2 separate regions of the Homo sapiens genome follow, and region 1 is linked to region 2. The links are chromatin contacts, found by Hi-C or POLR2A ChIA-PET in ENCODE. All regions are on one chromosome and are shown on one strand. The core of a region is the stretch at or near the end of the contact, and the rest is flanking DNA. Distances in the headings are between cores, read along the strand shown. Region 1 has its middle 9.2 kb from the start of MIR4732. Region 2 overlaps FAM222B (family with sequence similarity 222 member B).

Evidence for each region. A loop is a pair of places that touch in the nucleus more often than their neighbours do. ChIA-PET counts read pairs that join two places held with the same protein, here RNA polymerase II (POLR2A). Pooled maps may share reads with other maps.
Region 1: a map of endothelial cell of hepatic sinusoid shows a loop between it and region 2 (5-fold over the local background). The contact joins two enhancer-like sites. A Hi-C loop is called at or near these places in 18 of 168 maps with a recorded cell type or tissue (Caco-2, Calu3, G401 and 13 more), 19 of 37 single-sample maps with no recorded cell type and 14 of 50 pooled maps. POLR2A ChIA-PET finds 5 or more read pairs at or near these places in 21 of 52 experiments (AG04450, GM10248, H1 and 15 more).

What each region holds. Positions count from the first base shown.
Region 1 is chr17:28,867,792-28,873,975 of GRCh38, reverse strand. No RefSeq gene overlaps it. Among named protein-coding and RNA genes, the nearest start is that of MIR4732, 9.2 kb to the right of the region's middle. RefSeq lists an enhancer at 2,340-2,409. Within about 2 kb of position 2,640, at least 7 of the 41 ENCODE cell types and tissues checked have a DNase peak (open chromatin) inside an H3K27ac peak, as active enhancers do.
Region 2 is chr17:28,756,263-28,763,296 of GRCh38, reverse strand. FAM222B (family with sequence similarity 222 member B) reads left to right here. Exons shown (of 3, transcript NM_001077498.3): 3 at 3,421-7,034. The coding sequence ends at 5,027. Among named protein-coding and RNA genes, the nearest start is that of TRAF4, 16 kb to the right of the region's middle. RefSeq lists enhancers at 1,421-2,017, 2,018-2,615. Within about 2 kb of position 1,921, at least 17 of the 41 ENCODE cell types and tissues checked have a DNase peak (open chromatin) inside an H3K27ac peak, as active enhancers do.

The DNA of each region.
Region 1 (6,184 bases), core at 1,391-3,890, 110 kb before region 2:
AGTGGCACCATCACGACTTACTGCAGCTTTGACTTCCCTAAGCTCAAGTGAACCTCCTACCTCAGCCTCCTGAGTAGCTGGGACTACAGACATGCACCACCATACCTGGCTAATTTTTGTTTGTTTGTTTGTTTTTTGAGATGGAGTCCCGCTCTGCTGGGCTGGAGTGCAGTGGCACTATCTCGGCTCACTGCAACCTCCACCTCCCAGGTTCAAGCGATTCTTCTGCCTCAGCCTCCCAAGTAGCTGAGACTACAATTGCATACCACCGCCTGGCTAATTTTTGTATTTTTAGTAGAGATGGGGTTTCACCATGTTGCCCAGGCTGGTCTCGAACTCCTGAGGCTCAAGCAATCCACCTGCCTCAGCCTCCCAAAGTGCTGGGATTACAGGCATGAGCCACCATGCCTGGCCCACTACTGGTCTTTTCACTGCTTCCTGTTGACCTTCAGGAAAAGGAGGCCTGAGTGGCTGCAATGAGACCCAACTAGGAGATGGTCCAGGTTGGCCTTAGTGTCAGGGACACTGACTTCAGCAAGAAGATGAGAGGGGCCTTGCTGAAAGAGATCTGAAGGGTGCTGGAGAGGAGGAAGGGGCAATGATGTGGGGGTAGGGAGTGAGGAGGGGATGCCTCAGCACCTGTACTAATGCCAGTGGACCCCTGGAATGGAGAAAGCCAGGCCTCTGTCCCCAGAGCCTGGAACCAGCCTCAGGAAGAGAGAGTGGAGAGTATAGAGCATTCTGCCTGAGCCTTCAGAGGCCTGCTAAGGCCCTGTTTACCATGAACTTCCATGAACCCAGGAAGGAAAGGGCTTAGTATATAGAATGGGCACCTGGAGTGTGCAGGTGATGCTGTTTCCTACCCTGTTGTGCTCATGACCCCACCAGCCTTAGGAATTCGATATAGAGGGTACCAGGCCTGCCCATCTTCCCTGCTGTGCCCAGTCCCTAGGCCTGAAGGCCCAGCACAGAGGGGGTTAAGGGCTCAGGAACGCTTGCCTCTGGGTGGGTGGGAACTGTCAGCAAGGAGCCTTGTCTGTCTTGATAATCCAGGCTGCCTATCTTTTCCACAGCAGCTGTGAAGCAAACAGGTTGTCCTGGCAGGGAGGGAGGAATGTAAAGGCCTGGCTGATGGCGGGAAGGATTTGAGGCAGTAGGGACACTCAGGCTCCACTCAACAGCCACCTTTAGAACTGTACCTGGCTGGGCGCAGTGGCTCACGCCTGTAATCCCAGCACTTTGGGAGGCCGAGGCAGGCGGATCACGAGGTCAGGAGATCAAGACCATCCTGGCTAACACGGTGAAACCCCATCTCTACTAAAAATACAAAAATTAGCCGGGCGTGGTGTCGGGCACCTGTAGTTCCAGCTACTCGGGAGGCTGAGGCAGGAGAATGGTGTGAACCTGGGAAGTGGAGCTTGCAGTGAGCCGAGATCACACCACTACACTCCAGCCTGGGGGACAAAGCCAGACTCCGTCTCAAAAAAAAAAAAAAAAGAAAGAAAAAAAAAAGAAAGAACTGTACCAGGAGACTGGAAAGGTCATGGCCCAAGTCTGGACTTGAGAGTCCCCACTGACCCAGAGAATAGGAACTGGAAGCTGATGAATAGAGTTAGGGAGGTGTTGAGAGGAAAATTTCCATTTCTGACTCAGTATGTGTCTCAACAGGGGTGCAAGGGGGACACTATCACGTGTACGTGCACGGGTATGAGTGAGCACGAGCGCCCACAGGTGTATGCCCCGTTGGAGAGAGTAAACAGGGAAAGCCCACTGCAAAGCCAGGAAGGAAGGAGCTTGGCATCTGTTGAGCTCCTGTTGTTCATGTGCCAGGCTCTAGGTTAGAACTATCCACCTTCACTGTCTCATTTCATCTTCACCAGCATGGAAAAGAAAGCATTTGAACCCCTTTTTTTTGAGACAGAATCTTGCTCTGTCGCCCAGGCTGGAGTGCAGTGGCACGATCTCGGCTCACTGCAACCTCCGCCTCCCCGGTTTCAAGCAATTCTCCTGCCTCAGCCTCCTCAGTAGCTGGGATTACAGGCCTGTGCCAACAAGCCCAGCTAATTTTTGTATTTTTAGTAGAGATGGAGTTTCACCATGTTGGTCAGGCTGGTCTCGAACTCCTGACCTCGTGATCTGCCCGCCTCAAGCTCCCAAAGTGCTGGGATTATAGGTGTGAACCACCGCGCTCGGCCTTTTTTTTTTTTTTTTTTGAAACAGAGTCTCACTCTGTCACCCAGCCTGGAGTGTAATGGCACTATCTCGGCTCACTGCAACTTCTGCCTCCTAGGTTCAAGAGATTCTCCTCCCTCAGCCTCTCGAGTAGCTGGGATTACAGGCGCCTACCACCACGCGTGGCTAATTTTTGTATTTTTAGTAGAGACAGGGTTTCGCCATGTCGTCCAGGCTGGTCTCAAACTCCTGACCTCAAGGGATCCGCCCACCACGGCCTTCAAACTGCTGGGATTACAGGCATGAGCCACTGAACCTGGCCTGAACCCCATTTTACTGTTGAGGAAGCCAAGACTCTAAGATCAGGTGCAGGGGCCAGAATCACTCAGCGGTAGTGTGGTGGAGCCCGGACTCTGACAAGTCAGTCAGAAGCTGTGCTTATTTCCTGCTAGCTCTCAGTACTCCTAGACAGGAAGCAAGAACCCTAATGTACAACCCCTGAACTGTGAAGGCGAAAGCTCTGGTTCAAGCCAAACATGGGCCTGTGATTTCAGGACAAGTGAGCTTCATGAGAAGGCTTGGCTCATAAACTGCAGGAGGTCAGAGAAAGGAGAGGGGATTGTTGCTGGATTGCAGCTGCCCAAGAGCAGTGTGTGGAAGAGGCTAAACAAGGGATTAGATGACTAGGCATGGTGGCTCATGCCTGTAATCCCAGAACTTTTAAGGGCTGAGGTGGGAGGTTTGCTTGAGGCCAGGAGTTTGAGATCAGGCTGGGTTGCACAGTGAGAACCCCCATCTCTATTTTTTTTTTTTGGTCACTGTTGTCAGCCTGGGTTGGAGTGCAGTGGCGTGATCTCGGCTCACTGCAACCTCCGCCTCCCAGGTTCCAGCAATTCTCCTGTCTCAGCCTCCCGAGTAGCTGAGATTACAGGCGCCTGCCACCATGCCCAGCTAATTTTTCTATTTTTGGTAGAGACACGGTTTCACCACGTTGGCCAAGCTGGTCTTGAACTCCTGACCTCAAGTGATTTGCCTGCTTCGGCCTCCCAAAGTGCTAGGATTATAGGCGTATGCCACTGTGCCTGGCCTCTATCTCTATTTAAAAAAAAAAATTTTTTTTTCTGAGATGGAGTTTTGCTCTCGTTGCCCAGGCTAGAGTGCAGTGGTCCAGCCTTGGCTCACTGCAACCTCCACCTTCTGGTTTGAAGAGATTCTCCTGCCTCAGCCTCCCAAGTAGCTGGGATTACAGGTGCCCACCACCATGCCCAGCTAATTTTTTTGTATTTTTAGTAGAGACGGGGTTTCACCGCATTGGTCAGGATAGTCTCGAACTGCTGACCTCGTGATCCACCCACCTTGGCCTCCCAAAGTACTGGGATTACAGGCCTGAGCCACTGCGCCTGGCCCTAAAAAAATTTTTTTAAGACAGGGTCTCACTCTGTCACCCAGGCTGAAGTGCAGTGGTGCGATCACGGCTCACTGCAGCTTCAACCTCCCAGGCTCAAGCGATCCTCCCACCTTAGCCTTCTGAGTAGCTGGAACTACAGGTACATGCCACCACACCAGGCTAATTTTTGTATTTTATGTAGAGATGGATTTTGTCATGTTGCCTAGGCTGGTCTCCAACTCCTGGCCTCAAGCAATCCACTCGCCTCAGCCTCCCAAAGAGCTGGGATTATAGGCATGAACCACCACACCAGGCTTCTACAAAAATTTTGTTTTAAAATTACCTGGAGCCGGGCGCGGTGGCTGACGCCCGTAATCCCAGCACTTTGGGAGGCCGAAGTGGGCAGATCATGAGGTCAAGAGATAGAGATCATCCTGCCCAACATGGTAAAACCCCATCTCTACTAAAAACACAAAAATTAGGGCCGGGAACAGTGGCTCACGCCTGTAATCCCAGCACTTTGGGAGGCCGAGGTGGGTGGATCACCTGAAGTCGAGAGCTCAAGACCAGCCTGACCAACATGGAGAAACCCCGACTGTACTAAAAATACAAAATTAGCTGGGCGTGGTGGCACGTGCGGATAATCCCAGCTACTCTGGAGGCTGAGGCAGGAGAATCACTTGGACATGGGAGGAGGAGGTTGTGGTGAGCCAAGATCGTGCCACTGCACTCCAGCCTGGGTGACAAGAGCGAAACTCCGTCTCAAAAAAAAATAATAAATACAAATACAAAAATTAGCTGGGTGTGGTGGCACACGCCTATAGTTACAGCTACTTGGGAGGCTGAGGCAGGAGAATAGCTTGAACCCAGGACACAGAGGTTGCAGTGAGCCCAAATCACGCCACTGCACTCCAGCCTGGCTACAGAGCGAGACTCGGTCTTAAAATATATATATATATTACCTGTACCTGGAGCCAGGCCAGGCGTGGTGGCTCATGCCTGTAATCCCAGCACTTTGGGAGGCCAAGGCGGGTGTATCACGAGGTCTGGAGTTCAAGACCAGCCTGGACAAGATGGTGAAACCCCATCTCTACTAAAAATACAAAAATTAGCCAGGCGTGGTGGCGGACACCTGTAATCCCAGCTGCTCAGGAGGCTGAGACAGAGAATTGCTTGAACCCGGAAGATGGAGGTTGCAGTGAGCCGAGATTGCACCACTGCACTCCAGCCTGTGGAACAGAGCAAGACACCCTCTCAAAAAAAAAAAAAAAAAAATACGTGGAGCCGGGTGCTCACGTACAGGCTCATGCCTGTAATCCCAGTACTTTGGGAGGCCAAGGTAGGCAGATCACTGGAGGTCAGAAATTTGAGACCAGCCTGGCCAACATGGTGAAACCCCGTTTCTACTAAAAATACAAAAAATAATTAGCCAGGAGTGGTGCATGCCTGTAATCCCAGCTACTCGGGAGCTGAGGCAGGAGAATCTCTTGAACCCAGAGGCAGAGGCTGCATTAAGCCAAGACTGTGCCACTGCATTTCAGCCTGGGCGACAGAGCGAGAAAACAAATTTTTTCCTGGGTGTGGTGGTATGGGCCTGCAGTCCCAGCTACTTGGGGGACTGAGGCAGGAGGATTCCTTGAGTCCAGGAATTCAAGGTTGCAACGTGCTGTGATTGTACCACTGCACTCCAGTCTCTGGAAAAAAAAAAAAAAAAGAGGTCCGATAGATGAGTGGAGTCTGCCTGCATAAGTAGAAACACAGAAGGAATCCTTGCATCATTCAGGGGCTTTCTTACACGATTTCACTGAATCTTGTTTGTTTGTTTGCTGTTGTTTTGAGATGGAGTTTCACTCTGTCGCCCTGGCTGGAGTACAGCGACGCAATCTCAGCTCAATGCAGCCTCCGCCTCCCAGGTTCAAGTGATTCTCCTGCCTCAGCCTCTTGAGTAGCTGGGATTACAGGTGCCTGCCAGCACACCCAGCGACCTTTTTTTGTATTTTTAGTAGAGGCAGGGTTTTGCCACGTTGAACAGGCTGGTCTCCAACTCCTAACTTCAAGTGATCCACCCACCTTGGCCTCCCAAAGTACTAAGATTACAAGTGTGAGCCACCGTGCCCAGCTAGATTTTACTGAATCTTCTGAAGGATCTTGTGAGGCAGGTATTATTCTCATCCCTATAATAGATAAGGAGGCTCAGAATCACATTACTGGTAACTGGCAGAACTTAGGTTTGATTCCATTGAAACTCAAAAAGGCCTCACAAAGACACAAAATCTACCCTATTCCTAGCGGGTTTGTGCATAGAGCCAGGGTGTGGGGTCTGGAGAACAGGGCTGTAGTTCTGCTCACTATAAGACTCGGGCCAAGCACTTCCTCCCTGAACCTTAGTTTCTCTATCGTGAAAATGGCATGCAGGTGTCTTTTGGAGATGGATGGACATCGGCAAAGCCCCCAGGAAAGCCATTCCTAGGACCCCACTCCCTGGAAGGGCTCCAGGGGCATCTGGGTACAGTGCTCAACATGCACACTTCCTCATGGGGCTGAACGGCATAAAGAGTATAAGGGAACATATGCTTGAGCATCTGTTCCATGTAAGGCGTTCTCTGAACACCTCCCAGGATAAAT
Region 2 (7,034 bases), core at 672-3,171:
CATTTAGTGAAAATGTTCATTGACTCTCGATCTTAGTAATTCTGTGAAGTAGGAGAGCAGAATTCATCCCTGTTGATAATTGAGGAATGACAGGCTCTCAGTATGGGCAAATGATGAAGCTAGTACTTGAATACAGGTTTCTCTAACCCTTTACAAACTACAGATTTCCTATTCCCTACATTGTCTATGTCTCTATTAATGACACTATTGGTATAAGCTATTTAAGTAAGTCGCTTACAAAGCTGTGGTATCTGTGTTGGCTGTGTAGTTACAGAAATACATTACAGAAGAAAATAAGTAGTCAGGGTGCCTGTGTGGGGGCTGTGATAAGTGTTGAGAAAACTTTTTTTTTTTTTTTTGAGACGGAGTCTTACTCTGTCACCCAGGTTGGAGTGCAGTGGTGCGATCTTGGCTCACTGCAACCCTGCCTCCCGGGTTTAAGCAATTCTTTGCCTCAGCCTCCCGAGTAGCTGGGATTACAGGCACCTGCCACCATGCCCGGCTAATTTTTTGTATTTTTTTAGTAGAGACGGGGTTTCTCCATCTTGGCCAGGCTGGTCTTGAACTCCTGACCTCGTGATCCACCCACCTCGGCCTCCCAAAGTGCTGGGATTACAGGCGTGAGCCACCATGCCCAGCTGAGAAAACTTTTTTTTTTTTTTTTTTTTTTGAGATGGAGTCTCGCTCTGTCACCCAGGCTGGAGTGCAGTGGTGCAATCTTTGCTCACTGCAACCTCCACCTGCCGGGTTCAAGCAATTCTCCTGCCTCAGCCTCCCAAGTAGCTGGGACTACAAGTGCGCTCCACCATCCCAGGCTAATTTTTTGTATTTTTAGTAGAGACAGGGTTTCACCATGCTGGGCAGGCTGGTCTTGAACTCCTGACCTCATGATCCACCCGCCTCGGCCTCCCAAAGTGCCAGGATTACAGGCATGAGCCACTGCGCCCAGCAGAAAACTTTTTTTAAGAGTTAGGCTTAAGTCTGGTATGTGAGGTAGATGGTGCTGTATTCCCAGAATGATACCCCTTTTTTGTTCAATATACTGTACTCATCTTTGGGGTTCTTCCTTAACAAAGCTACTGTAGCCTTGTGGCCACCCTCCCTACCCTCATTTCACTTTATTTCTGAATCCTTTGACAGCCCTCTTCACCATTTCAGCATCAGTGGAGGCAGGACAAAGAAAACTAATCAATGTGGATAAGTGTCCCCTTCCATACTCCTGAATGAGGTCAAGCTTCCCCCTTGCCTCTGCTAAAAAAAACCTCAGAGTTGGTACTAACTTGGAACAAAGGGACTCTTCTACTCATCAAGGTACTATACGACTTCTACTTGGATTTCAAGGAGAGAAGCCCACCAGCATGGAGGTGGGCTAGGTTTAAAGCACTGTGCTAGGAGTATTATATGAGATTATGACCAATAAGACACATAGGTACAGTGGTTGACCAAGGCAGCTTCTGTTGGAATTCTGATGTCTTGAGTTTAGGGACTTGCTCTCAATCAGTGATCCCAGACTTTTTTGCCAGTATTTGAAAGCACAGACCTGTTTTGGGAGGTGGGGATGCCTGGCTCTTTTTGCCCAGATCTGCTTGTGAGCATGGGCCCAAATCTCTCTGCCCCTCCTGACTTGAGCTTTCTTTTCCTGCTTCCCAGAGCAGGAGTTGCTAACCAGCATTATCACCAAACAAAGAGAGCTGTACCCATTTTCCTTCTAATATGCTCATTAGCCTACCTTTGTTCTAGGTGATGCCCAGTGATGTGACTTTGAATAGAGTCTCCTTTGGGCCAAGGCCACCTGAGGCCACAAGCTGGGCATTCAGTCAGATTAGTCGTTGGCCTATCCTCCTGCCTTTTGCAAGAGGAGGAAGTAAGGAGAGAGTCGGCTAGCTGAGCCTGGGCTTCCTGCCAAGCCACTTCTGCTTTGGGCAGTCTGTGTACTCATTCAGCAAGCATTTATTAGGCACCTTTTGTGTATACTCAGGGGAGACCCTCCCTCAGAGACGAGAGAGTAGAGCAGAGCCCCCTTGCAGGAGGTTGGCATCCTTAAAGAGCCCTTGTTCTCAGAACCTTTTCCTTTTTGACTGGAAGCCGGACATCCGCTGAGCCCCCTGATGGGAGGCAACAGGAGATGGGAACAAAGAGACTGTTAACATTAATGAGGCACACCGAGTGGGCATTTCCGCAGTCTCCAAAGGCAGGCAGGTTTTTCCTCTTTCTTTTTGGAAAATGACAGCTGACATGGACCAAATACAGACTATTTTTGGCTCTCAGGACTGAAAGGACTGAAAGATGCTCTGAATCCTTTCTTCTCAATTCCCTCCCTGCTGCCCTGTCATTATTATCTTCCTTCTCAAGCAAATAAATAAAGCCTTTGATCCTCATCCAGTCGGGCATAGAGTAAACTGTAAACAAAAGTGAACTTGTGACATGGGGAAGGGGAGAGATGTTGGCAGCTTATTCCTCTGCTCCTGAAAGGAAGCATTCTGTCTACTGTTCAGGGTGCCCACCCAGTGGGCAAAGCCCCCCAGCTGCCAAGATGCAAGGGAAAGCTGATCCCTCATTGGTCCCTGCAGACTGAAGAGTCGTAGCTCTGGGTACCCTCTAGACTGAAGGGCCACCATGGCCCTGACAAGGAGCTTTGCTTAGAACCTACCCCCAAGCCACATGGGCTGGTAGAGTTCCAGACCCTGCATTTCTCTCTTTTTTTTTTTTCTTTTTCTGAGACAGAGTCTTGCTCTGTCGCCCAGGTTGGAGTGCAGTGGTGCGATGTCGGCTCACTGCAACCTCCGCCTCCTGGGTTCAAGCAATTAATCCTCCTGCCTCAGCCTCCCAAGTAGCTGGGATTACAGGTGCTTGCCATCACGCCTGGCTAACTTTTTGTATTTTTAGTAGAGACGGGGTTTCGCCATGTTGCCCAGGCTGGTCTTGAACTCCTGACCTCAGATGATCCACCCACCTTGGCCTCCCAAAATGCTGGGATTTACAAGTGTGAGCCACCGTGCCCAGCGACCCTGAATTTCTGTGTAGGGGGAGAACTCTCGGTTACCTCTCTGAGAATTGGCCAAATTCTGGTTCTGCAAGATATGAGACTTTGAAAGATGCTTTGCTGTTCTGATCTCTACTTACCTCATTTATAAAATGTAAATGATGATAGTGCCTGCTTCTACAGCAATAGTGAGGATTCATTGAGATGGCCTGTCATCTGGCAGAAGGCCTGGCCCACTATAAGCACTTACTGAACATTAGCAGTGCTTGTTAATGTGAAGACTGAAGCTGGGTCTCGAATGAAGGCTACAGATGACAATCTAGTCATTTCCCCACCCCACCCCAGGCCCTCAAAAGGGGAATCTGGAAGGGCTGTTTGCCTTGGCACTGATGAGCTCCCTCTCCCTCTTTGCTCTCCTTCCCATTCTCTCTCTCTAGGGGACACTACACAGAAAATGAGAACTGCTCACTATCCTACCCCAGCCGAATTGGATGCGTATGCTAAGAAGGTCGCAAACAACCCACTGACTATAAAAATCTTCCCCAACAGTGTGAAGGTTCCCCAGCGGAAACACGTTCGTCGTACTGTGAACGGCCTCGACACATCAGCCCAGCGCTACAGCCCCTACCCGACACAGGCTGCCACCAAGGCAGGCCTGCTTGCCATTGTCAAAGTGCCAGCCAAAAGCATACTCAAGGACTTTGACGGCACCCGAGCCCGGTTGCTCCCTGAGGCCATCATGAACCCCCCAGTGGCACCCTATGCTACTGTGGCACCCAGCACTTTAGCCCACCCCCAGGCCCAGGCTCTGGCCCGCCAGCAGGCCCTGCAGCATGCACAGACCCTGGCCCATGCCCCTCCCCAGACGCTGCAGCACCCTCAGGGTATCCCGCCACCCCAGGCACTGTCCCACCCTCAGAGCCTCCAGCAGCCTCAGGGCCTGGGCCACCCTCAGCCCATGGCCCAAACCCAGGGCTTGGTCCACCCTCAGGCCCTGGCTCACCAGGGTCTCCAGCACCCCCACAATCCCTTGCTGCATGGAGGCCGGAAGATGCCAGACTCAGATGCCCCCCCGAATGTGACCGTGTCTACCTCAACTATCCCCCTTTCAATGGCGGCCACTCTGCAGCACAGCCAGCCTCCGGACCTGAGTAGCATCGTGCACCAGATCAACCAGTTTTGCCAGACGAGGGCAGGCATCAGCACTACCTCAGTGTGTGAGGGCCAGATCGCCAACCCCAGCCCCATTAGTCGCAGTCTGCTCATCAATGCAAGCACCCGGGTGTCGACCCACAGCGTCCCCACACCAATGCCTTCATGTGTGGTCAATCCCATGGAGCACACCCACGCGGCCACCGCCGCGTTGCCTGCTGCAGGTCCTGTCAACCTGCCCACAGGCATCTCTCGCGTCCCCACTGGCTACCCTAGCGACCTCAAGCCAGTCACCTGGAACCAGCACCAGCTGGCCCACCTACAGCAGATGTGCAGCGAGGCTAGTGGGACGCCAGCCCCTGGCCTGACAGGCAAGCATGCGGCAGGACGCGAGTTGGCAGGGCCTGGCTTTGTGGGCAAGGCCCCTGCCTACCCGCAGGAACTCTGCCTGGCGCAGTCCTTCCATCTGAAGCCACCCCTGGAAAAGCCGACCCCATCCCCACCAGTCAACGGCATGGCAGCCCCATTGGCCTACCCCAATGGTCACTACTTCCAACCCCTGTGGAACAACATTCTGCCCACTCCCAATAGCGACAGCTCGGGGTCTCAGGACCTTGCCATGCCGTTCCACGGTGGGCAGCCCACAGGTGCACCCCTCGACTGTGCGGCAGCTCCCGGGGCCCACTACCGAGCAGGGACCGGGGGCGGTCCAGTGGCAAGCCAGAACAGCTTGATGCAAACAGTGGATTACCTAAGTGGGGATTTCCAACAGGCCTGCTTCCGAGAACAGAGCCTGGCCATGCTGAGCAAGGCCCACCGAGCCCCTGGCAACCGAGCCCCCGATCCCACAGAGAGTCGAAGTCTTCATATTCAGCACCCAGGGTATAGATAGGTAGCCCTGCTGCCCTCCACGTGCAACACATCATACATCACCCTCCTAGGTTTAGTCTTTTAAGTAACTGGATAGTTTCAAAGTTTCACTGCTCCAGTGTGATCATTCTTAGATGTCTAAGAAAGGGAATTTGGTGGGATCTAAGTGGGGACAGAAGGGGTCCTCTCGTCCTCCCCTCCAGCAACTTTTGGTTTTATGTTAGAACCTAACCCTAAGCCCAGGCTTTTCTCTCCACTGACTGCCTGTCAGCTAGTCTCTCCACCTTGGCCATTTCCAGCCAGCTCCCACCCATCTTTTCTTGAATCTCTTCCTGTTTCCCTTAGGACGACTGAGGTGTGGGCTGACGGAATGCCCTAGTTGAGGTAGTATAGGTGCTCAGGCCCCTAATCCAGACCTCTACCTGTTGCTACCCCCCTTCCCCTCCCTCCAGGACTAAGAAGCAAGATTTCCCAGGTGCTCTGAAAGCTAATTACTTACTCATCGAAGGATCTCAAATCAAAGCTGACCCAGTCTTCATATCCTTCAAGTTCCTTTCCATTCCTCAAGGCTTTGTTTTGTGTCTATATTGATCCCACAGCCACTGCACTTGCCCTTGCCACACTTGATCTCAAGGGCATCTTGGAAGTATTTGACCATTTCTTGAGATATGGGGGGAAAAAGTCTTTGTATTGGCATCTTGGTTCCAGACTCCCCTTTCCAAACCTAGAAAAATACAGTGACCTTTGAGCATACCCAAGATCCCTTTCTCACTGTTGCCTGTCCCCTAACTCACCTCCCCACAGCCCCTATCCTTTCCCCCTCAACAAAAACAAAATCTACCTTACTTGAGGAATTAGGTAGGTAAGGAATGATCACATTGGAGTTTGGGATTAAAAACACCAAAAAAAAAAAAATGCATTTGGTTCTCTCTACACTGGCTAAGAATATTGCTCTACACTGTAAGTTTTAAACGTTACGTTTCTGTATGAATGTAGTGTGGGTTTGAGTAGCATTGTGTGTGAGTGGCCCCACAGGTACATTCACCCTCTAGTGCAGCCCCTCAGTTTAATGAAGGAAAAAAAAACAAACACAAAGCCTTAAGCTCTTTGAGTACTTCCTTTACCAAATGAGCATGGTTCTAACACCTGGAGCTGGGCCTACATTGGAAACAAGCCCCTCCTGCCCTCTGTCCATTCTTAGAGCATACCTTCATCCACTCCATGCTCAGCACGTCTCATCCCAAGCGACAATTAGTTGGCTAGAAACACTTTTCTGTAATTTTAAACTTAGACTGTTTTGTTACAAATTTTTGCACCATTCTGTTAAAGATGCAGAATTGGGCTTTTTTATTTTTTACAGATGAAATAAGCCCTTACCTTTCCTCTTGTCTCTGGGGAATGTCAGCTGATGGTTCTTATTTAAGGTTTTGCATTTTGTTCACTATCCACTACTGTTCGTTAGCCAGAAATTCTCTAGTGATCTGAAGCAATGTGACTGAAGACCAGTTTTAAGTTATGTGTTGGCAAGTTGCCTTATATTTAAAAGGAAAAAGAAAAAAAAAAAAGCCTGATTGTGTTATGCCAAATGATAGCAACATGAAGTCCTAATTTATTGTTCCCAATTGTTTTCCTGCCGTCTGTGAACACTGGTACCTCCCTGTCCTGATCCCCCAGGAGCACCTGTAGCTTCTGACTCAATGCCTTCTCCGAAGGTGTTGGCCGCCATCTCACCCAGGGCCCTCTTCCAGTTCCTGCTTTTCTGAGTCAGATTTAAAGAGCACCACTGTCTTCCCCCTACCCCTTGCTTGATCTCCAAAGCAGATATTCTTGCTGTATTTTTTTTTCCTCCCCAATACCTCTCCCTGAAAGGTGAGCTGCTATTTTAGGAAACTGGACCAGACACCAACTTGGGGGCTTTAAGTCAAACAACCTCAAACCCATCTCTTCCTGTGTAGGGGTGCAAGCCTCTGAAGCTCTCACTCCCACCCTTAGTCTGCATGGAAAATGTACTGTGATCCCCCTGCCCCCA